2 separate regions of the Homo sapiens genome follow, and region 1 is linked to region 2. Evidence: read pairs that join two places in POLR2A ChIA-PET (ENCODE). Cell type or tissue: OCI-LY7. All regions are shown on one strand. Each heading gives the region's core, and the rest is flanking DNA. Links, peaks and the distances in the headings are about the cores only. Region 1 has its middle 16 kb from the start of INPP5F. Region 2 holds the start of DENND10 (DENN domain containing 10).

Region 1 (11,643 bases), core at 4,142-8,141, 600 kb before region 2:
TCCCACCCCACCTCACCTATTCACCAGCCAGATGTGCTAAGGCAAATCTCCCAGCTCTCCAAGATCAGTTTCACCCTAAACAAAATGGAGATAAGATATAAAATTTTCTTCACAAGGTTGTCATCAGAATTAAATGAAGTCAACTCTTTGAAACGATGTCTTAAACTACAAAGAGTTGGCCGGGCGCGGTGGCTCACGCCTGTAATCCCAGCACTTTGGGAGGCCAAGGCGGGTGGATCACAAGGTCAGGAGTTCGAGACCAGCCTGGCCAATATGGTGAAATCCTGTCTCTACTAAAAATACAAAAATTGGCCGGGAGTGGTGGCAGACACCTGTAGTCCCAGCTGCTCGGGAGGCTGAGGCAGGAGAATCGCTTGAACCCGGGAGGTGGAGGTTGTAGTGAGCCAAGATCAGATCAGGCCACTGCACTCCAGCCTGGGAGACAGAGAGATACGCTGTCTCAAAAAAAGAACAAAACAAAAAACTATAAAGAGTTATCGCACCGTTATTTTGCATATATTTTAAAAATATATGCATATATTTTATGCAAATATTTTGCATATATTTTATGGCTGGGCTCAGTGGCTCAGGCCTGTAATCCCAGCACTTTGGGAGGCTGATGTGGACGGATCGCTTGAGTCCAGGAATTGAATATGAGCCTGGGCAACATGGCAAGACCCCATCGCTACAAAAAATACGAAAAAGTTAGCTGGGCGTGGTGGTGCGCAACTGTAGTCCCAGTTACCCAAGAGGCTGAGGTGGGAAGATCACTTGAACCCAGGAGGCAGAGGTTGCAATGAGCCATGATCATGCCACTGCACTCCAGCCTGGCTGACAGAGGAAGACCCTGTCTCAAAAAAAATATGTATTTTATGTGTAAAGTTTTCCCCTCTAGGCTCATTATTTGACAAATTCCTAACATATATATAAAATATTTTTTATATATATAATAACATATATATGTAAAGCTAAACACATTTTAATTTTATATATGTAAGTGATTCACGTTTTTAGCTCAAATCACATCACCAGGAAATAGAAGTAGTGGACGTTAACTGTGTAACTATAAGTTGGATGTTGGCCTTGATTCCCAGCCAGAGACAGAGAATTTGTCCTGAGGCAAAAGAAGCTTAAGCTTCAAGATTCCTTGATTTCATCCAAAGCCCTAATTCTGTATTCACTATTTTGTATTCTCCTTTCTAAAGGGACTCTCCTTATTGGAAGAAGCTTCAGGCATCACAGTTCTTGCCCCCATTGCTAGCAGGAAAGAACCTTCTGTGCTTCTACATCCCAGGAGGATCTGTGCCTGTTCGTTGTCTTCTCTTGGCTTGTCTCCCCTCTGTGATCATTCTCCCGTGTCCTTTTAGCCGCTCCTCCTCTTCTGAGCTCAGATACACTTTCTGCTCCCTCCAGCTCTCTAATCTACTAACAGTTATGGAGCTGGATGAGCACACACACACACACATACACACATTTGTTTTAGAGATAAATTTAGAGATTGGAAACTATGTTTAAAGATGGCACCATTCATCCCAATGACTCAGACAGAGCTATTCTCAGTTCATGTGGAGCCCTTATATTGAAAATAGAGCTAGGAAGCATCTTTGATTCAGTAATGCCAGGGTATAGATTTTCCAGGAGTAGATTCAAAAGTACTATTAATAGGTGGAGAGTGTTTTCATCGTGTGATGCTAGACTGGGTGGTTTCAGGAAAAAATGTAATACTCAGTGGCAAGGCGTGCTTGTCCTTGGGGGATTCAGGATCAACCTGGCCACAGCCACTGCTGGTTAAGGCACTGCCCAGAAGCAGCAAGGAATCACAGTCCTCCACTAATTCATAGGAATCCAAGCTCACGGCGCCCCAACTCCAGAGCCATCAGAGCTGTAGTGGTAGGGATTGTGGGATACTTAGGGAGATAGAAGGCAGGTTCCAACCTGTGGGAAGGGTTGGAATTTCCAAGGTAGGGTTTAGGAGATTTCATACTGGGAGGGGGATTAAAGGAGAGCAGGAGACAATCAAAAATTAGGGGAAAGCCAGGTGTGGTGGCTCATGCCTGTAATCCCAGCACTTTGGGAGGCTGAGGTAGGTGGATCACTTGAGGCCAGGAGTTGGAGGCCAGCCTGGCCAACATGGTGAAACCCCGTCTCTACTGGAAATACAAAAATTAGCCAGGTGTGGTGGTACATGCCTGTAACCCCAGCTACTTGGGAGGCTGAGACACGAGAATCGCTTGAACCCTGGAGGTGGAGGTTGCAGTGAGCCAAGATCACACCACTGTACTCCAGCCTGGGCAACAGAGCAAGACTCTGTCTCACATAAATAAATAAATAAATAAATGGAGGAAACACATATTCTCTTTTTTGTTGTTTTTTTGTTTTTGTTTTTTGTTTTTTGAGACAGGGTCTTGCTGTGTCGCCCAGGCTGGAGTGCAGTGGCACCATCTCAGCTCGTTACAACCTCCACTTCCTGGGTTCAAGCAATTCTTCTGCCTCAGCCTCCCGAGTAGCTGAGACTACAGATGCTCCCCACCACGCCCGGCTAATTTTTGTATTTTTAGTAGAAATGGGGTTTCACCATATTGGCCAGGCTGGTCTCAAACTCCTGACCTTGTGATCTGTCCACCTTGGCCTCCCAAAGTGTTGGGATTACAGGCGTGAGCCACCGTGCCTGGGCCGGAATATTCTCTTAATATATTTAATTATGTTAATATTATATGTATGTATGTGTGTGCGTATATATGTGTACATATGTGTGTACATATATATGTGTATATATATGTGTGCGTACATATATGTGTATATATATGTGTGCGTACATATATATATGTACGCACACATATATGTTAGGAATTTGTCAAATAATGATTTTGGAGGGGAAAACTTTACATATAAAATAGATTTTTTTAAAGTATAAATATTTCTGTAACACTATAGTTTAAGACACCCTTTCAAAAACTTCGTATAGTTCCGCTAACAACCTTGTAGAGAAAATTTTATATTTTATCTCCATTTTACATAGGGAGAAACTGACCTTGGAGAGCTGGGACCTTTGCCTAAGCACATCTTCAGAATAGTCTCTGAAGGCCTGAACAGAGAGGCCTGCCCCACATTACTTTCACCCTGAGTGGTATGGTGGGATGAAGGTGCAGCTTCCTATCCTTGGGTGGCTTTCGCTCGCTTGTCTGACATTTCCATCATGTCTAACCCCCTGCAGTCACCTGAATAACAGCCCTCAATGATATCAGAAACCTGTAAATGTTACCTGTTTGGAAAAAGGGTCTTTGCAGATGTGATTAGGGATCTTATCCTGGGATATCCAGGTAGGCCGTAAATGCAATCACATGTATGTGAATCAGAAGGAGGCAGAGGGCTGGGCACAGTGGCTCATGCCTGTAATCCCTGCACTCTGGGAGGCTGAGCCAGGTGGATCATCTGAGGTTAGGAGTTCGAGACCAGCCTGGCCAACATAGTGAAACCCCATCTCTACTAAAAGTACAAAAATTTAGCCAGGTGTGGTGGTATGTGCCTGTAATCCCAGCTACTCGGGAGGCTGAGGTAGGAGAATTGCTTGAACCCAGGAGGCGGAGGTTGCAGCAGTGAGCCGAGATCACACCACTGCACTCAAGCCTGGGCAACAAGAGCAAGACTCTGTCTCAAAAAAACAAAGGAGGCAGAGGGAGATTTTACACACAGGGGAGAAAGTGATAGGAAGACAGAGCCGAGAGAGATTTGAAGGTGCTGTTCTTTAAAATGGGCAAACTGGGCCGGGCGCGGTGGCTCACGCCTGTAATCCCAGCACTTTGGGAGGCCGAGATGGGCATATCACAAGGTCAGGAGTTTGAGACCAGCCTGGCCAATATGGTGAAACCCCGTCTCAACTAAAAATACAAAAAATTAGCCAGTTGCGGTGGCACGCACCTGTAGTCCCAGCTACTCGGGAGGCTGAGGCAGGAGAATCACTTGAACCTGGGAGGCAGAGGTTGCAGTGAGCTGAGATCACGCCACTGCACTCCAGCCTGGGTGACAGAGTGAGACTCTGTCTCCAAAAAAAATAATAACAAAATAAAAAAGATGGGCAAACCAAGGAACACCAGCCCCCACTGGATGCTGGAAGAGACGAGAAACTGATTCTCCCTTAGAGCCTCTGAAGGGAGAAAGGCACTGCTAACACATTGATTTTGGCCCAGTAAGACTGATTTTGGACTTTTGTGCTACAGAACTATAAGAGCATAAAAGTGTGTTGTTTTAAGCCACCAAGTTTGTCCTAATTTGTTATGGCAGCCACAGGCAACAAATACAACCTCATTCAGAATCCCATGCGTTTGGTCTGACAAAGATGGGCAGCCCTGGCATCCCATCATCAGACGCAGTGATGATTCCTCAGGGGTTCCTAGTAGAGAGGGTGTATTAGTCTGTTTTCATGCTGCTGATAAAGGCATACCTGAGGCTGGGCAATTTACAAAAGAAAGAAGTTTAGTGGACCTATAGTTCCACATGGCTGGGGAAGCCTCACAATCATGGTGGAAAGCAAGGAGGAGCAAAGTCACATCTTACATGGATGGCAGCAGGCAAAGAAAGAGCTTATGCAGGGAAACTCCCCCTTATAATAACCATCAGATCTCCTGAGACTTACTCACCATCATGAGAACTGCACAGGAAAGACCTGCCCCCATGATTCAATTACCTCCCACAACACGTGGGAATTCAAAATGAGATTTGGGTGAGGACACAGCCAAACCATATCAGAGGGCCTGTTGGGGCAGTGCCCCCTCCTAACCTGTAGAGGTCCATATGAGTTTCCTATAGCTGCCATGCAATTGACCACAAACTTGGTAGCTTAGAACAACAGAAATTGATTCTCTCACTGTTCTGGAGGCCAAGTCCAAAATTAAGGAGTTGGCAGGGTCAATTCCTTGTGGAGACTCTGTGAGAGAATTCGTTCCGTGCCTCTCTCCTACCTTCTGGCAGCTCCCACAACCCTTGGTGTGTCTTGGCTTAGAGCGAATAACTCCATCTCTGACTCCACCCTCACATGAATCTTTACCTGGCCTTCTTCCATGGGTTTCTATTTATTTTCATATATGTGTGTGTGTGTGCGTGTGTGTAATTTTCTCTTTTTTCTTTCTTTCTTTTTTTTTTTTTTTTTTTTGAGACAGGGTCTCACTCTGTTGCTCAGGCTGGAGTGCAGTAGCATGATCATGGCTCACTGCAGCCTCAACCTTCTGGGCTCAGGTGATCCTCTCACCTCAGCCTCCCAAGTAGCTGGGACTACAGGCATGCACCACCATGCCTAATTTTTGTATATTTTGTAGAGACTGGATCTTGCCATATTGCCCAGGCTGGTCCCAAACTCCTGGGCTCAAGCAATCCACCCACCTCAGCCTCCCAAAGTGCTGGGATTACAGGCATTAGGTACCATGCCCAGCCTAACATATACTTTTCTTTCTCTTTTTTTTCCATACAGACAGGGTCTTGCTATGTTGCCCAGGCTGGTCTTGAACTCCTGGCCTCAAGCGATCCTCCTGCCTCTGCCTCCCACAGTGTTGAGATTACAGGCTTGAGCCACCACACTAGGCCTCCCTGTGTTTCTGTGTGTCTTCCCCTTTTCTGTCTCTTGAAAGGACACTGGTCATTGGATTTAGAGCCCATCCTAATCCAGGGTGATCTTATCCCAAGATCCTTATATTAATTGCATCTTCAAAAACTCTACTTCCAAATAAGGTCACATTCATAAGTACTGAGAATTAGGACTTGGACATATCTTTTGGGAGGACACTCATTACAGGGGCTAATACCCTCCCCTCCCACTCAGTGGGGGAAGTATAGAGAATCCAGCAGTCACCTACCCAGCCTAACGAAGACTTCGCAAGTTGCAGCAACTTGCCCACAGTCAGGCAGCAAATTTCTGACACCAGGCCTCATAGAAACCAACCTCAGAATCTCTAACCCAGCATGATTTCCACTGCACCACCCAGCCTCTCGTGTAACTCCCTACCTAGGAACAGTGCTATTCCATTCAAAATCAGCTTCAGACCAGGTGAAGTGGCTCATGCCTGTAATCCCAGTACTTTGGGAGGCTGAGGCGGGAGGCTCACTTAAACCCAGGAATTCAAGACTATAGCCACCTATGATAGCGCCACTGCATTCCAGCCTAGGCAACAGAGGGAGACCCTGCCTCAAAACAAACAAACAAATAAAATCAGCTTCAAATATCTACATTGTCAATCTTCATACAATCCCTTTTGGCAGAAAAGACAAGCCTACCATACACTAAACATGGGCATCATACTTCAAGTTGATGTCTGAGAAATTTAAGGAAACATTATGATTCCAATACTTCTCTTCCTGTTCCTGTTGCTAAATGATTATTTTTTTCTCAAAAATGGAAAAATTTCTCAAAAGCTAGCTGACTTTATGCCCCTAAGCAGCTATCCTGATGTTTCAGAATGTAGAAGATTCTTTGCACTGAAGGAAAAATAATCACCTCCCAGTTTGTGATGAGTTCTCTGGCTCTAAAGCCCTTTGTACGTGTTACCTTACTTGTGCAGATGAATACCCTCAAGAGATCTCAAGGGATTTTGGTCGGTAGTTTCCATTTGACATGCAGTACGTTTGAAAGGGAAAGAAACTATTTCTGTGGGTGTGTGCTAGACAATTCATACCACTTGTTTTTCTTTTTGTTTTTTTGTTTTGTTTTGTTTTGGAGGCAGTCTCACTCTGTTGTCCAGGCTGGAGTGCACTGGTATGATCTTGACTCACTGCAACCTCCACCTCCCGGGGTCAAGTGATTCTCCTGCCTCAGCCTCCCAAGTAGCTGGGATTACAGGCACACGCGACCACGCACTGCTAATTTTTTTTTTTTGTATTTTTAGTAGAGATGGGGTTTTGCCATGTTGGCCAGGCTGGTCTTGAACTCATAAGCTCAGGCAATCCACCTGCCTCAGCCTCCCAAAGTGCTGGAATTACAGGTGTGAGCCACTGCACCCTGTACCACTTGTATAATCCTAACACAGGTTTGAGATCTCTTCTTTGGACCTGCAGCTACTGTTTGAAATTCAAAAGCACTTGTCAAGCACTGTGCCTATCCCTGCACTGCTCCCTGTATCAGCTCTCTAGGGCTGCCATCACCAGGTGCCACAAACTGGGTGGCTGAAAACAATGGAAATCTATTATCTCACAATTCTGGAGGCTAGAGGTCTGAAATCAAGGCATTGGCAGGGCCATGTGCTCTCTGAAGGCAGTGGGGAAGGATCCTTCCTTGCCTCTTCCCAGTTTCTGGTGGCTTCTGGCAACCCTTGGCATTCCTTGGCATGCGGCTGCATCACTCCAATGTCTGCCTCCACTGTCACGTGGCATTTTCCTCCTGTCTGTCTGTGTGTGTCTCTCTCGGCTCCATTCTTCTTTTTTTTTTTTTTTTTTTTTTTTTTCTAAGAGATGAGGTCTCGCTCTGTTGCCCAGGCTGGAGTACAGTGGTGTCATCACAGCTTACCACAGCCTCAACCTCCTGGACTCAAGAAATCTTCCCACCTCAGCCTCCCAAGTAGCTGGGACCAAAGGCATACGCCATCATGCCTAGCTTTTTTTTTTTTTTGTAAAGTAGGGTCTCCCTATGTTGCCCAGACTAGTCTCGAACTCCTGGGCTCAAGTGATCCTCTAGCCTTGGCCTCCCAATGTGCTGAGATTACAGGTGTGAGCTACCACACCCACCCAGTTCTCTTCTTATAAGGGCACCAGTCAAATTGGATGTTGGGCCAACCCACAGGCCCACCCCCCTAATCCAGTAGGACCTCATTTTAATGACTAATTACATCTGCCAAAAGCCCTGTCTCCAAATAAGGTCACATTGACAGATTCCTGGTGGACATGAATTTGGGGAGAACACTAACCCAGTAAACATGCCCAAGGGGGATTGTACTTTTTTTGAATGGCTTCTACTGCTCCCTTTAATATGCCAATTCCTATGTCACTGATATGTTTGGTTGTGTCCCCAATCTCATCTTGAATTGTAGCTCCCATCATTCCCGTGTGTTGTGAGAGGAACCCAGTGGGAGATAATTGAATCATGGGGGTGGTTTCCCCATACTATTCTCATGCTAGTGAATAAGTCTCATGAGATCTGATGGTTTTATAAGGGGTTTTCCCTTTTGCTTGGCTCTCATTCTTTCTTGCCTGCCACCATGTAAGATGTGCCTTTCACCTTTCACCTTTCACCATGATTGTGAGGCCCCCGCCCCCACCCAGCCACGAGGAACTGTGAGTCCATTAAACTTCTTTTTCTTTATACCCAGTCTCGGGTATGTCTTTATCAGCAGCGTGAAAATGGACTAATACAGTTACTCAGAAAGAAAAAGTCATATAGAGAGTAATAGAAGCCTGTCTAAATTAATCATATTGTTTCCTTCTATTTTTAAAGAGTACAGATCTATTTACTCTTAAGGAAAAGTAAAACATCAGCCATGAGGGAATGAAGTATAACAGCAACCAAAGTGTTAAATAGTGACTATTTGCAGCCTCTCCCTCTGCCCCCACTACCTGAGTATGTTTTATTGTTATTCACACTTCCTCTCCCCTTCCCTACTCTCAAGAAGGCTCCATCTCTGCAGCCATCCTGTATCTGATGACTTGCTCAAAGCTCTCAAAGCTGTATGGAGCAGATGGCCAAATCGATGGCTTTGTCATTCATCCTCCTTCCCGCCCCTCCCCCTACCCTTCACGCTGAACTCCAGAATGGGGAAGATCATATGGCCAGGACCCAGCTGTCTGAGACTGCTCAAGCTGCCATGACAAAGTGTGACAGAGTGGCAGGCTTAGCCAAGAAATTTACATCCTCACACTTTTGGAGGCTAGAAGTCGTATTAATCCATTCTCACACTGCTACAAGGACATACCCGAGACTGGATAATTTATAAAGGAAAGAAGTTTAATTGACTCACAGTTCTGCAGAGCTGGGGAGATTTCAGGAAAGTTGTAATCATGGCGGAAGGGAAAGCAAACATGTCCTTCTTCACATGGCAGCAGCAAGGAGAAGTGCAGAGTGAAGCAGGGAAAAGTCCCTTATAAAACTATTATATCTTGTGAGAACTCACTATCAGAAGAACAGCATGGAGGTAACCGCCCCCATGATTCAATTACCTCCCACTGGGCCCCTCCCACAACATGTGGGGATTATGGGAGCTACAGTTGAAGATGAGATTTGGGTGGGTACACAGTCCAAGATCAAGGTGTTGGTAGGGTTGATTTCTTCTGCAATCTTTCTCCTTCACTTACCATTGGCCTCTTCTTGCTGTGTCCTCACATGGTTATCTCCAGGTTTATGTGTTGTGTGTGTCCTAATCTTCTCTTCGTACAAGGACATCAGTCATATTGTATTAGGGCCCAACCTATTGACCTCCTTTTACCTCAGTCAGCTCTTTAAGAGCCCTGTCTTCAAACCCAGTCACAGTCTGAGGTACTTGGGGGTTTGGACTTCAACACGTAGATTTTAGGGAGGCACAATTCAGCCCATACCACCAGCCAAAGATCTTATCATCAGCTTACCTGCATCTCCCTCCTCCCCCCATCATTCCCTACCTTAGGGCCCATCCAAATTGCCCTACAAAATGTGGAGTCCCTTCTCTATGCACAATATGAAATATATGAAATAATATAGACATATAGAAACCAGATACTTGCAACAACCTATTCATGACTGATATACCCTTAAGGTTCTTGGACAAATGGGAGTACCTATTAAAAATGATTCTTTCAGGCCAGACACAGTGGCTCACACTTATAATCCCACCACTTTGGGAAGCCAAGGTGGGAGGATTGCTTGAGCTCAGGAGTTCGAGACCAGCCTGGGCAACAAAGCAAGACCTTGTATCTACTAAATTTAAAAAAAAAAAAAAAAAAATCAGCCAGGTGTAGTGGCAAATGCCTGTAGTACCAGCTACTCAGGAAGTTGAGGCTGGAGGGTCGCTTGAGATCAAGGCTACAGTAAGCTATGATCGTGCCACTGAGCTCCAGCCAGGGCGACAGAGCAAGACCCAGTCTCAGTCAATCAATCAATAAGATCCTTTCAGAGACATCTTGAAAATATTTTTTAACTGAGAAAGTGGAAAAAAAAAGTCAAGAAACTGACTTAGTTTCATTATTAGTCTAATCTAAAATAACAGGTTTGCTGTGTGCTAAAAATAATACTCAGACTCTCTGAATGAGTAAGCCCACTAAGAATAAACAGGGTTTTTTTAAATCATAAAAATGTCAATCATAATCAACACCTAATGTGGGAAAGTATCTTCCTCTTAAAAATATTAAGAAGGTGGCTGGGTGCAGTGGCTCACGCCTGTAGTCCCAGCACTTTGGGAGGCCAAGGTGGGTGGATCACAGGAGTTCGAGACCAGCCTGGCCAACATGGTGAAACCCTATCTCTACCAAAAACACAAAAATTAGCTGAGTGGGAGGCACCTTGTAATCCCAGCTGCTTGAGAGGCCGAGGCAGGAGAATCACTTGAGCCCAGGAGGCAGAGGTTGCAGTGAGCCAAGATTGCGCCATTGCACTCCAGCCTGGGCGACAGAGCAAGACTCCATCTCACAAAACAAAAACAAAAACAAAAAAAAATTAAGAAGGTGAGCAATGAGCAACAAAAACGTCTAAATTTTGCAGACAGAATAAGAGCCCAAAGGTTGTACACACTGAAAAACAAAACCGAATAGCTATTCATATTTTCCTTAAGGTTTGAGGACAAAGAAGCTCTAGAAGAAGGTTATACTGGAGCCAGAAAGGAAGCATACAAAAATATCCCTATCTATTTTTGTAAAGACAGGGTCTCACTCTGTTGCCCAGGCTGCTCTTGAACTCCGGGCCTCAAGTGATCCTTCTGCCTCAGCCTCCGAAAGTGCTGGAATTATAGACGTACCCCACCACCTGTGGCTGAGTTTCTCTTTCAACCGACAAATAGAACCTTTCTTGGAGTTAGAAAGTAGGAGATCAGGAGCTTCTCACTAATGATGGTGTAATTCAGCAATGGATCCCTTTTCGGGTCATCAGCTTAGTGTCAGTTCCTGGTTCTATCTGACTCATTGCAGTAGTGGGAGGTTTCGAAAACTTGAAGTCAGGAGGGTTTACATCAATTTCACATATTACAAACAACAACAACAACTCACAGCGCTAGGGAGGCATCCCATTCTACTCATCTTTACAACCTGACAAGAACAGGAATACATTCAACAGAAATATTCTTCTCTGCTACGAACAGATTGAAATAAATACCTGAGTTCCTGATAGAATGGAAAATAACAGCTTTCCATAGGTGCGGAATCACCAATGACATCAGAACAAAAATTATTGCTCGGTACCAAGGAGAAAATGTCTTGAGGACAAGATGTGAATAACAAGTTCAGAAGAAGGGAAGGTCAGTCAAAAAAAAAAAAAAAAAAAAAAAGCAGCCTCCTGGGCGACAGAGCAAGACTCAAAAAAAAAAAAAAAACGAAGATGAAGGATGATTATCATGCTACCTCTAAATTTCTACAGCAGGCTCCATAGAGCTCAAAATACTTTAAAGACGTATTTTTATTCTGAAGTAGCAGGAAGGAAATATCAGCAGCGTTTACAGATGTTGAAACTGAAGCATCACATCATTGGGGGATGCCCAGTTCTCCCTG
Region 2 (11,643 bases), core at 5,079-9,078:
AACTGTTTATCCACAGTGAGACATTCACCTGGTTCTTATGAGAGTAGGAAGCTTTTTTATTCTGGCTGGTTGCAAAAATGGTGAAATCTCATTTAGCCAAGATATAATCTAACTGAAACCCTTAGGTAATGAGAAGATAGTCTTATGATAGAGTTTTTCTCTTTTTTTTTTTTTGCTTCTTTTGGTGTGTGTATATACATTCACGCACAAAAATAGCCAAAAGCCTACCATTTATTAGGCTTATAAAACAAAAACAATTCCCTTCACCCTCAGTGCCCCCAAAAATCTCTGTATTAGGGAAAAGCCTGACGGTAACATGACACCTAGAATTATAATTCTATCTAGTAACAACATTTTTTTTTTTAAAGGGCTAGGTGCAGTGGCTCACGTTTGTAATCTCAGCGCTTTGAAAAGCCAAGGCAGAGGATCACTTGACCCCAGGAGTTCAAGACCAGCCTGGGCAACATAGTAAGACCACCTTTCTACAAAATATATATATATTTTTTAATTAGCCAGGAGCAGTGGCACACACCTGTAGTCCTAACTACTTGGGAGGCTGAGGTGAGAGGACTGCTTCAGCCCAGGAGTTCAAGGTTACAGTGAGCTATGATCATGCCACTGCACTCCAAGCTAGGCAAAAGAGCAAGACCGTGTCGCTAAAAAAAAGACAACAACCAGAAAAAAAAAAAAAAAATCACGACTAAAACCCTGCAAGGCAGGGTGCGGTGGCTCACGCCTATAATCCCAGCACTTTGGGAGGCCAAGGCGGGCGGATCACTTGAGGTCAGGAGTTCAAGACCAGCCTGGCCAACATGACAAAACCCCCTCTCTACTAAAAATACAAAAAATTAGCTGGGCGTGGTGGCACCCACCTGTAATCTCAGTTACTCGGGAGGCTGAGGCAAGAGAATCGCTTGAACCCAGGAGGCAGAGGTTGCAGTGAGCCAAGATCGCCCCACTGCACTCCAGCTTGGGCAACAAAGGGAGACTCTGTCTCAAAAAAAAAAACATAATAAATAAAACTCTGCAAAAGCCTTCATCATTAAGAAAGAGCTAATATCTTTAACACATAAAAAAAGAGTTTCATCACGCCTATAATCCCAGCACTTTGGGAGGCCAACATGAGCAGATCACTTGAGCTCAGGAGTTTGAAACCAGCCTGGGCAACATGGTGAAACCCTGTCTCTACAAAAAATATAAAAAATTGGCTAGGCATGGAAGTGCGCACCTGCAGTCCTTGCTACATGGGAGGCTGAGGTGGGAGGATCACCTGAGTCCTGGGAGGTCAAGACTGCAGTGAGCCATGATGAAGCCGCTGCACTCCAGTCTGAGCAACAGAGTGAGACCCTGTCTCAAAAAAAAAAAAAAAAAGAAAAAGAAAAAGAAAAAGAAAAGAAAATAGACTGGTATATTTTAGATAAATTTTTCAACAATGGAGATGAAACTAAAAGAGTCTAGCTGAATCGTGACTAACCAGTTAATCAGAATTCCCTAGCTTCTCAGCATTCCAGCTAAGAAATGTGTTATTGTGCTTCGGCATAATTCTTTCCCCAAAATGACTGTACACACAGACCTTGACACATACGAACCAGTTTACCATGTCATAAGGCCCTTAACTTATCCAACCTACTAAGGGAATTCTAGACTGGAAGTGAACAGAAGTAACAGATCAAAAGTAGGAAGTGATTCAAAACACCCAGGAGCTACAATAGCTATAAAACTGCTCCTTCTCTTCCCCTAGATCATTTACCCAAATAAGAGAAGTATCAACAGAGCAAAAGAGAAAGGCCGTCTTTACAGTCTGTGAAGGGCTACTAAAGATTATGCTGGGGAGACACAAGGCTGAACTTTGCTTTCTCAGTGTAGAAATCTGCTATGTAACTATACTAAGGTCTTCATTTTGTATATTAGCATTTAATACAATTTTTATACAGACCTACACAATATCCTAGTGAAGGCAGCATACTTCTCTGGGTTAAAATCTTTGGCGGTCAGGACAATAGAAAAATGAGTCACCTGTTCAAAAGAAACAACAAAAAAATACACTTTTTAAATACACTTTAGCAGAATTTTTATTACTATATTCTAACAAACCTTTTGTATAAGACACAACAGTATTAAAAGAAAAAGACCAAAATTTAACAAGTCCTCACTTGCTTCTTTATACTTCTGCATGTGCATATGTATTACATATACATATATATTGAATTTCCTACATAAGAATGCAATATTTAGAGAAAAAATTTTCAGAAATCAAAAATACTTCACTCAAATATAAAAAAAGTACATTTCTACTTAATGTCCCCTAATCTCATCAAAGTACAAGAAAGAAGTGCTAAATCAGACTCACCAATTTAGCAACTGCTTATCTTTTCTCCTCCACACTTTTTTACTATTTTATTTTACCTATTTTTTTTTTTGAGTTGGGGTCTCACTATGTTGCCTAGGCTGGACTTGAACTCCTGGGCTCAAGAGATCCTCCAGCCTCAGCCTCTTAAGTAGCTGGGATTACAGGCACTACCACCAAACCCTTATTTTACTTATTTTTATTGATACATAATAGATGTATATATTTTTCCAGTTTTTTTTTTTTTTTTTTTTGGGACATTTGCTCTGTCGCCCAGGCTGGAGTGCAGTGGTGTAATCTCAGCTCACTGTAACCTCTGCCTCCCGGGTTCAAGCAATTCTCATGCCTCAGCCTCCCAAGCTCCCAAGTAGCTGGGATTATAGGCACACCACCATGCCCAGCTAATTTTTTGTATTTTCAGTAGAGACAGTGTTTCACTCTGTTGGCCAGGCTGGTCTCGAACTCCTGGCCTCAAATGATCCACCCACCTCAGCTCCCAAAGTGCTGGGATTACAGGCATCAGCCACCGCACCCAGACTATTTATCTTTTCTTTATGCTGAAAACATTCAAATTATTCTAACTATTTTGAAATTAATAGATTATTCTTAATCATAGTCACACTACAGCTCTGTCGAATAGCAATTGTTCTTCGTTATAAAAGGATGAAAAACAACAAAATACATCTCAGTAACAACCATACAGCTCCTGAACTAACTCTCTGCAGGGTGCCATAAGCTAAAAAGTACTATTATAAGAAGTTTTGGCTGGGCATGATGGCTCACATCTGTAATCCCAGCACTTTGGGAGGCCGAGGCAGGTGGATCACAAGGTCAGGAGTTCAAGACCAGCCTGGCCAAGATGGTGAAACCCTGTCTCAACTAAAACTACAAAAATTAGCCAGGAATGGTGGCAGGTGCCTATAATCCCAGCTACTCGGGAGGCTGAGGCAGGGAATTGCTTGAACCCAGGAGGCAGAGGTTGCAGTGAGCCGAGATTTTGTCCCTGCACTCCAGGCTGGGCGACAGAGTGAGACTTTGTCTCAAAAAAAGAAAAAAACCTTCATTTACTTATATGCCTCTATATTATAAATTTCTGATAAACATATACCTAATATTTCCACTAATGAGACAAAATTCAGAATTTCATAAATACAAAACTTTGAAGAGATACATTTAAAATGAAGAGTAGGTGGTGGTGCATGCCTGTAGTCCCAGCTACTTGGGAGGCTGAGGCACAAGAATCGCTTGATCCTGGGAGGCAGAGGTTGCAGTGAGCCGAGATCACACCACTGCACTCCAACCTGGGTGACAGAGCAAGACTCCATCTCAAAAAAAAAACAAAAACAAAAAGAACTTATTGAGCAATAAACCAAAGATTTCATTACATATTGAAACCTATCTTTTTGGCCAGGTGCGGTGGCTCGCGCCTGTTAATCCCAGAACTTTAGGAGAAAAGACAGGAGGATCGCTTGAACTCAGGAGTTCAAGACCAGCCTGGGCAACAGAGTGAGACCTCATCTCTACAAAAAATTTAAAAACTAGCTGGGCATGGTAGTGCACACATGTGCTCCCAGCTACTCAGGGAGCTGAGGAGGGAGGATCACTTGGGCCCAGGAGATTAAGGCTGCAGTAAGACATGATTGCACCATTGCACTCCAGCCTGGGTGACAAAATGAGACTCTGACTCAAAAAATAAAAATTAAAAATTGAAGTTAAAAAAAAAAAAAGAAAATTAGCTGGACGTGGTGGCGAATGCCTGTAATCCCAGCTACTCAGGACGCTGAGGCAGGAGAATCGCTTGAATCTGGGAGATGGAGGTTGCAGTGAGCCGAGATCATGCTACTGCAATCCAGCCCGGGCAACAAGAGCAAAACTCCCGTAAAAAAAAAAAAAAAGTATCTTCTTGCAAATTTATATTTTGTAACTATGAATCTGTTTTGTCTTAAACCTTCTACAGTTTCTAAATTGTTACCTTCCTGCTATTTTAAATGTAATTTTTAAAATTTAAGCTGGTATTCTAGTCATGCTTCACATAGTCGCACTATTGGCTATAAATTAGCCCTAAAACGGGAAAAAATCTCTGTTTGGGTACATGCCAGAGGCTCAGATAAAGTATTGTTCCAATATTCTATTCTTTGAAAAAACCTGCTGGTTGCTTGGGATTAGGAAAGTCCACGATTACATCCTAGTCTTCCACATGTCACACTGATACTGTTCATATCAAACAACACACCAAGAAAAGTCTACTTAATACACAAGCTGCCTTAAATATCCTTTCTAAATTCTTTTTTTTTTTTTTTTGAGACGGAGTTTCGCTCTTGTTGCCTAGGCTAGAGTGCAATGGCGCAATCACAGCTCACCACAACCTCTGCCTCCCGGGTTCAAGAGATTCTCCTGCCGCAGCCTCCCGAGTAGCTGGGATTACAGGCATGCGCCACCACGCCCGGCTAATTTTTTGTATTTTTAGTAGAGATGCGGTTTCTCCATGTTGGTCAGGCTGGTCTTGAACTCACAACCTCAGGTGATGCGCCTGCCTCAGCCTCCCAAAATGCTGGGATTACTGGCGTGAGCCAACACGCTCGGCCTGCCTTTCTAAATTCTTAATTTATCCTGGCCGGGTGCATCACCTGAGGTCAGGAATTCACGACCAGCCTGGCAAACATGGTAAAACCTGTCTCTACTAAAAATACAAAAAATTAGCCAGGCGTGATGGTGGGTGCCTGCAATCCCAGCTACTCGGGAGGCTGAAGCAGGTGAATCGCTTGAACCCGGGAGGCGGAGGTTGCAGTGAGCCGAGATTGCGCCATTGCACTCCAGCCTGACCAACAGAAAAACTCCATCTCAAAAAAACAAAAACAAAAAAAAAGGGGAAAAGACCACATATTGCTGTACTGCTCACCACTGTATCAACTACAGGGTCTGTCATATAATAGACAACAATAAATATTTATAGAATGAATGAGAGTGAAGTGTGAAACAGAGTATTCCCAATGAAAATAATATTTAATATTTTCTTTTCTTTTTTTTTTTTTTTTTGAGACGGAGTCTCGCTCTGTCGCCAGGCTGGAGTGCAGTGGCACAATCTTGGCTCACCGCAACCTCCGCCTCCCAGGTTCAAGCGATTCTCCTGCCTCAGCCTCCTGAGTAGCTGGGACTACAGGCGTGCGCCACCACGCCCAGCTAATTTTTGTGTTTTTAGTAGAGATGGGGTTTCACCTTGCTGGCCAGGATGGTCTGAATCTCTTGACCTTGTGATCTGCCGACCTCAGCCTCCCAAAGTGCTGGGATTACAGGCATGAGCCACCGCGCCCAGCCTATTTTGGGGTTTTTTTTTTACCTTCACGCAATCATACCTTTTTCAAAATGGAAGAATCTGGAACTTCAATTGTTGTGATATAAAACCATGTTCTTCTGTACTGACCAAAGACAAAGGGATGGAGAAGTTTGTTTTCATCTGTAAGGCAGCATTTTCTCAGCAGCAGGTTCCTTAATGTGGCTGTCGTGGAAGGATAACACCACACCCACAGAACTTCTCCATTTGTGTCCTTTTCTACGGTGGAAAGATGGTCACTGTGAGAATGTCAAACAGCAGCAAGGAAGTGAATTGATTGGTTACTCAGAAACACTTAGTGGAATCAGTTTTAACATCCCATCTTACAAAGCAACTCACAATACCTGACACCCCAAATTCCCACCTATCTCTACTGCTCAAATTATCTAGCTGTCATGATCCTGAATTACAGGCCACCTGAGTAAAAAGTTTTTATAACAAACCATGAATGAAAATTCAGCCTTAGAGATATGGTAGAGTTTTGGCCGGGCACGATGGCTCATGCTTGTAATCCCATCACTTTGGGAGGCCAAGGCGAGTGGATTACCTGAGGTCGGGACTTCGAGACCAGCCTGACCAACCTGGAGAAACCCCATCTCTACTAATAATACAAAAATTATCCGGGTGTGGTGGGGCATGCCTGTAATCCCAGCTACTCAGGAGGCTAAGGCAAGAGAATTGCTTGAACCCGGGAGGCAGAGGTTGCAGTCAGCCAAGATCACGCCACTGCACTCTAGCCTGGGCAACAGAGCAAAACTTGGTCTCAAAAAAAAAAAAAAAGACAAAGAAAGATGTTAGAGTTTCTCCCTATCTCCTCCCACACAAATGCTTATCAACTAAAATTACATTAAGTTTTTAACTAGTTGGAATAATTCTTTTTTTTTTTTTTGAGGCGGAGTCTCACCGTCACCCAGGCTAGAGTGTACTGGTGCTATCTTGGCTCCCAGGTTCAAACGATTCTTCTGCCTTGGCCTCCCAAGTAGCTGGGATTACAGGTGCCCACCACCATGCCCAGCTAATTTTTGTAGTTTTAGTAGAGACAGGGTTTCGCCATGTTAGCCAGGCTGGTCTTGAACTCCTGACCTCAGGTGATCTGCCCGCCTCGGCCTCCCAAAGTGCTGGGCGGAATAATTCTTTAAATGGAGTTTTGCTCTTATTGCCCAGGCTGGAGTGCAATGCAGTGATCTCAGCTCACCACAACCTCCATCTCCCAGATTCAAGCTATTCTCCTGCTTCAGCCTCCCGAGTGGCTGGGGTTACAGGCATGCACCACCACTCCTGGCTAATTTTGTATTTTTAGTAAAGATGGGGTTTTGGTTTCTCCACATTGGTCAGGCTGGTCTCGAACTCCCCACCTCAGATGATCTGCCTGCCTCGGCCCCCCAAAGTGCTGGGATTATAGGCGTGAGCCACCGTGCCCAGCCGAATAATTTTTAATAAATACATAGAAAAGGTTTGTCGAAAACAAAACCAGAGATGAAGAAAATAGTGAAATATTTCAAACCATGTTGCATACCAACTGTGTGAATTTTGTATTTAAAATTGTTTAGGCCAAGCATAATGGCTCATGCCTATAATCCTAACACTTTGGGAACCCAGGAGGATCGCCTGAGGCCAGAAGTTCCAGACCAACCTGGGCCACATAGTGAGACCGCATCTCTACAAAAAAAAAATTTTAATTAGCTGGACATGGTGGTGTGTGCCTATGGTCCCAGCTACTCAGGAAGCTAAGGTGGGAGGATCAAGTTAGCCCAAGATTCAGAGGTTGTCGTGAGCTATGCACCACTGCATTCCAGCCTAGTCAACAGAGAGAGACCCTGTCTCTAAAGACTACAAATAAAAAATTGTTATTGAAAACAGAATTACCATTCCACCCAGTAATCCCATTACTGGGTATCTGCCGAAAGGAAAAGAAATCATTATACTAAAAAAGACACTCACATTCTGTTTTTTTTTCTCTCTCTGAGACAGGGTCTAACTCTGTCACTTGGGCTGCAGTGCGGTGGCGCAATCTCAGCTCACTGCAACCTCCACCTCTGATCTCAGCTCACTGCAACTTCCACCTCCCGGGTTCAAGTGATTCTCCTGCCTCAGCCTCCTAAGTAGCTGAGATTACAGGTGTGCACCACCACGCCCAGTTAATTTTTTGCCTTTTTAGTGAAGACAGGGTCTCGCTATATTGGCCAGGCTGATCAACTCCCAGCCTCAATTGATCCACCTGCCTCAGCCTCCCAAAGTGCTAGGATTACAGGCATGAGCCACCACGCCTGGCCTCTTTTTTCAATTTCTTTTTTTGAGACGGGGTTGGGGGGGGTCTCACTCTGTCACCCATGCTGGAGTACAGTGGCATGATCTCAGTTCACTGCAACCTCTGCCTCCTGGGACCAAGCAATCCTCCCACCTACAGGCACACCACACCCGGCTAATTTTTGTATTTTTTGTAGAGACACGAGGGTTTTACCACATTGCCCAGGCTGGCTGCAAACCCCTTTTAAATGCACGTTAGTGTGAATAATTAAAAAACTGCTGAGTTCAAAATATGATCATATGTCATCTTTTTATTTGCTATTAGTAGATAAAGACAGTTTAACTTAGCCTTAGTTCAAAAGTACCTTCTGGAGAAACTAAGTTACTTAGGTTTTGTTTTGAAGCAGTTTGAAAATCACATTAGAAATAAATACAGTAATCCACCTGGACAACATGTCGGTATCCCATCTCCACAAAAAATACAAAAATTAATCGGGTGGTGGTGCACGCCTGAGGTCCCAGCTACTCGGAGGCCGAGGCGGGAGGATGGTTTGGGCCTGGGAGGTGGAGGCTGCAGAGAGCGATGATTGCGCTACTGCACTCCAGCCTGGATAAGAGGGAGACCCCGTCTAAAAAAAAAAAAAAGAAGAAAGACAAAGAAATAAAAACAGTAAGCGATTCCCACATAAACGCACTGCTTTGAGGCACTGAAAAATAATCAGCATATTTCTTCAGTTTTGCTAAAGCCTAAGCAATGTTATTGCGCACTTGGGGAATAGAAAGAGTTTAGGGGTGTGCAAAAATCTCGGGAAAATAAAACTTTTTCGAAGGGAACCAACGGGTTCCATCCCCTAAATACTGCACGAGGCTGCCCAAAGATCCCCGTGTGATATTTTTTAATTATGGAAGATAATTACATTCCTCAGAGCTAACCGAGATTCCACCACACAGGATTGTGTAGAAACTCCTGCTTTATTTATGCACAAGCTCGATCACATGATGCAGGAGCTCTCCACTGGTGGGGGTTGGGGGCTCTGGGATACACTGCGAGGGTCCCACTCCCGGCTCTGTACGGCCTATGGTGTGTCCGTGCACAATGACGGCCTGGGCCTCCATTTGCTCCTCCGTGAAGTGGGCGTCAGACGTTTCCCACGGCCCCTCGGTCCTTGGTGAGAGCTAAAAGGAGACAATGTGTGTACAACGCGCAGCACCCGGCCCAGCAGTCTCCAGCTGCCCGGTCCCACGATGGGGGCCGCCCGGGCGGGCAGTCACCCGTGGCTCCGAGGCAGCCGCCCGCCCCCGGCTCGGGGGAACCGGACCCTGCCTCCTCCCCGCCGCGCCGCGCCGCGCCGCCAGCCGGCTGCTCCCGCCCGGCCCGGCCCCGCCCGCGCAGCGCCCCTCGCAGCTGCCCAGCCTGGGAGCGCTCGACGTCCCGGCTCCGCCGGGCAACCCGGGGCGTGCAGGGGGAGCTCCACCCCGGAATCTTGGAGGTCCCCGGGCTCCCTCGGGCCGGGCAGGCCCCACAGGCGGCCGCGGGCGGGCGGGCGAGGGCGGCGGGCCGGGTCCCCTGCACCAAGGAGGCCGGGCTCCGCAGTCCCCAGTCCAGGCCCAACAGGGAGGGGGCCGCGCCCTCCTCATGCGGTCGGCGCCGGGGGCCGCGGGAGCCCGGGCTGCCCCGGGCCGAGGTGGAGCAGAGGCAGAACCAGGGTGCGGGCTTCCAGGCAGGGCGCCTACGTCCTCACCGATCAGCCCGACTCCAAGCATCAGCTGAGTGTCCGCCACCTCGGCCGCAGCCATCTTCCGCCGCCGCGGCGCGCAGCTCTGGCTGCCGCCTGCAGGACCGGCCTCGCACCCGAACCCCGCCCCGCCCGCCGTAGGGCCCGCCCCCATCACAGGCCCCGCCTCCCTCCCCGGCCCATCATAAGCCCCGCCTCCCTCCCCGGACCATCACAGGCCCCGCCTCCCGCTGTAGGACCCGCCTCCCTCCCGCCCCGCCCCATCACAGGACCATCAACCCCCCCCGTCGGCCCCGCCCCACCCGCAGGCCCACCTATTCCAGCCCCAGTCCTCCCTGCCAGGACCTGCTCAGTGCAGCTCCACTCGTCTTCTGCCCGTGGCCCTTCGCCCTTGGAAACCTCCTTGAGTCTCCGCAGCCTGCCTCAATTTCTCTAATCCAGCTGTTCATCCTTCTTCTTCTCAATCCACTCCAATCTTTCTTCCCGTCGTAGGCTTTCCTTGTTCTACCTCTGCCCTCTGGTCAAGCTCAAAAGAACAGGTCACCTTGTTCCTAAAAAGAGGCGTCCTGAGGATGGAGGAAGGGTCTCCATCCATTCCTTCATCCAGCCACCCCCAAAACAAAACAAAACAAAAATTGAGGGCCTAATAAGGCACTGGGGATACCTTATAGGGCTGAACAAGACAGAGCAGTCCACTGGGGAAGACAGACAATTGGCGAGTAGAATAAATAATCCAGGCCAGGTGAGGTGGCTCACGCCTCTGATCCCAACACGATGGGAGGCCAAGGCAGGAGCATCACTTGAGGTCAGGAGTTCGAGATCAGCCTTGGCAACATAGTGAGACCCATCTCTACAAAAAAAATTTAAAAATTAGCCAGGCATAGTGGCATGCACCTGTAGTCCCAGCTACTCTCAGGCTGAGGCAGGAAAATCATTTGAGCCCAGGATTTTGAGGCTGCAGTGAGCTGTGATCCTGCCACTCACTCCAGCCTGGGTGACAGAGTGAGACCCTGTCTCAAAAATAAATAAATAGATAAATAGATGACAGATAGATAGATAATAGTAAAAAAGCTCAGAATGATATGTGCCCTGGAGGCAACGATATGTGCCCTGGAGGCAGTGTGTTAGAGAGTGGAGGTGTGCTGCTCTAAAATGGGTGTCAAGAAAGGCTTCTCTGAGAAAGGGATATTTGAACTGAGATCTGAATGATAGTAACGACTCAGACATTGGAAGATTTGGCTCCAAGATTCCTCCTCTGGATCTACTGTCTGCCCCAACCCCAAGTCACACAGAGCTAATTAGGGAGGGTCCTTGGTGTCTGCAGGAATACAATCCCACCCTCATCTTTTTTTCTTTTTTCTTTTTTTTTTTTTTTTTTTGAGATGGAGTCTTGTTCAGTTGCCCGGCCTGGAGTGCAATAGCGCGATCTCGGCTCACTGCAACCTCCGCCTCTCGGTTTTAAGGGATTCTCCTGCCTCAGCCTCCTGCGTAGCTGGGATTACAGGCGTGAGCCACTGCGCCTGTTTTTTTCTTTTTTCTTTCTTTTTTTTTTGGAGACAGTTTCTCGCTATGTTGCCCAGGCTGCAATTTATACATTGGAGTATATTTAGGTGTGTATATGGCATTCCTGTTTCTCTCACTAAACTGAACCCCTGGAAGGCAGCACCCTGAACTACGTGCCCTTCTATTCTCTGGGCTTCCTGTTGTAGTATAACTGTTAATGTGTCTAGTTTTCACAGAAAAGAAGCAGGTGTTTAGAGGCTGAGGAGTGGGACACAGATGTGGAATCAGTTTGGAAGCCAACTAGAAACTTGCACTAGGTGGGGCACGGTGGCTCACGCCTGTAATCCTAGCACTTTGGGAGGCTGAGGTGGGTGGATCACGAGGTCAGGAGATTGAGACCAACCCGGCTAAAACGGTGAAACCCTGTCTCTACTAAAAATACAAAAAATTAGCCGGGCGTGGTGGCAGGTGCCTGTAGT

The links. ChIA-PET counts read pairs that join two places held together with the same protein. Peaks named below come from ENCODE experiments on the same cell type or tissue, not always from the same donor. Only the 100,000 strongest peaks of a DNase experiment are listed, where the experiment ranks them.
Region 1: POLR2A ChIA-PET joins it to region 2 with 5 read pairs; 2 of 35 experiments call an interaction of 5 or more read pairs at or near these places.

Annotation. Positions count from the first base shown.
Region 1 is chr10:119,704,079-119,715,721 of GRCh38, reverse strand. No RefSeq gene overlaps it. Among named protein-coding and RNA genes, the nearest start is that of INPP5F, 16 kb to the left of the region's middle. RefSeq lists a silencer at 3,717-3,906 and an enhancer at 10,765-11,044. In OCI-LY7, for the core only: no CTCF peak of the experiment used is centred there; a DNase peak (open chromatin) is centred at 6,581.
Region 2 is chr10:119,102,222-119,113,864 of GRCh38, reverse strand. It overlaps DENND10 (DENN domain containing 10), which reads right to left and starts at 9,752. Exons shown (of 9, transcript NM_207009.4): 1 at 9,668-9,752; 2 at 5,701-5,897; 3 at 1,937-2,016. The coding sequence starts at 9,722. RefSeq lists an enhancer at 7,543-8,042 and a silencer at 9,184-9,963. In OCI-LY7, for the core only: no CTCF peak of the experiment used is centred there; no DNase peak of the experiment used is centred there; H3K4me3 peaks cover 500 bases.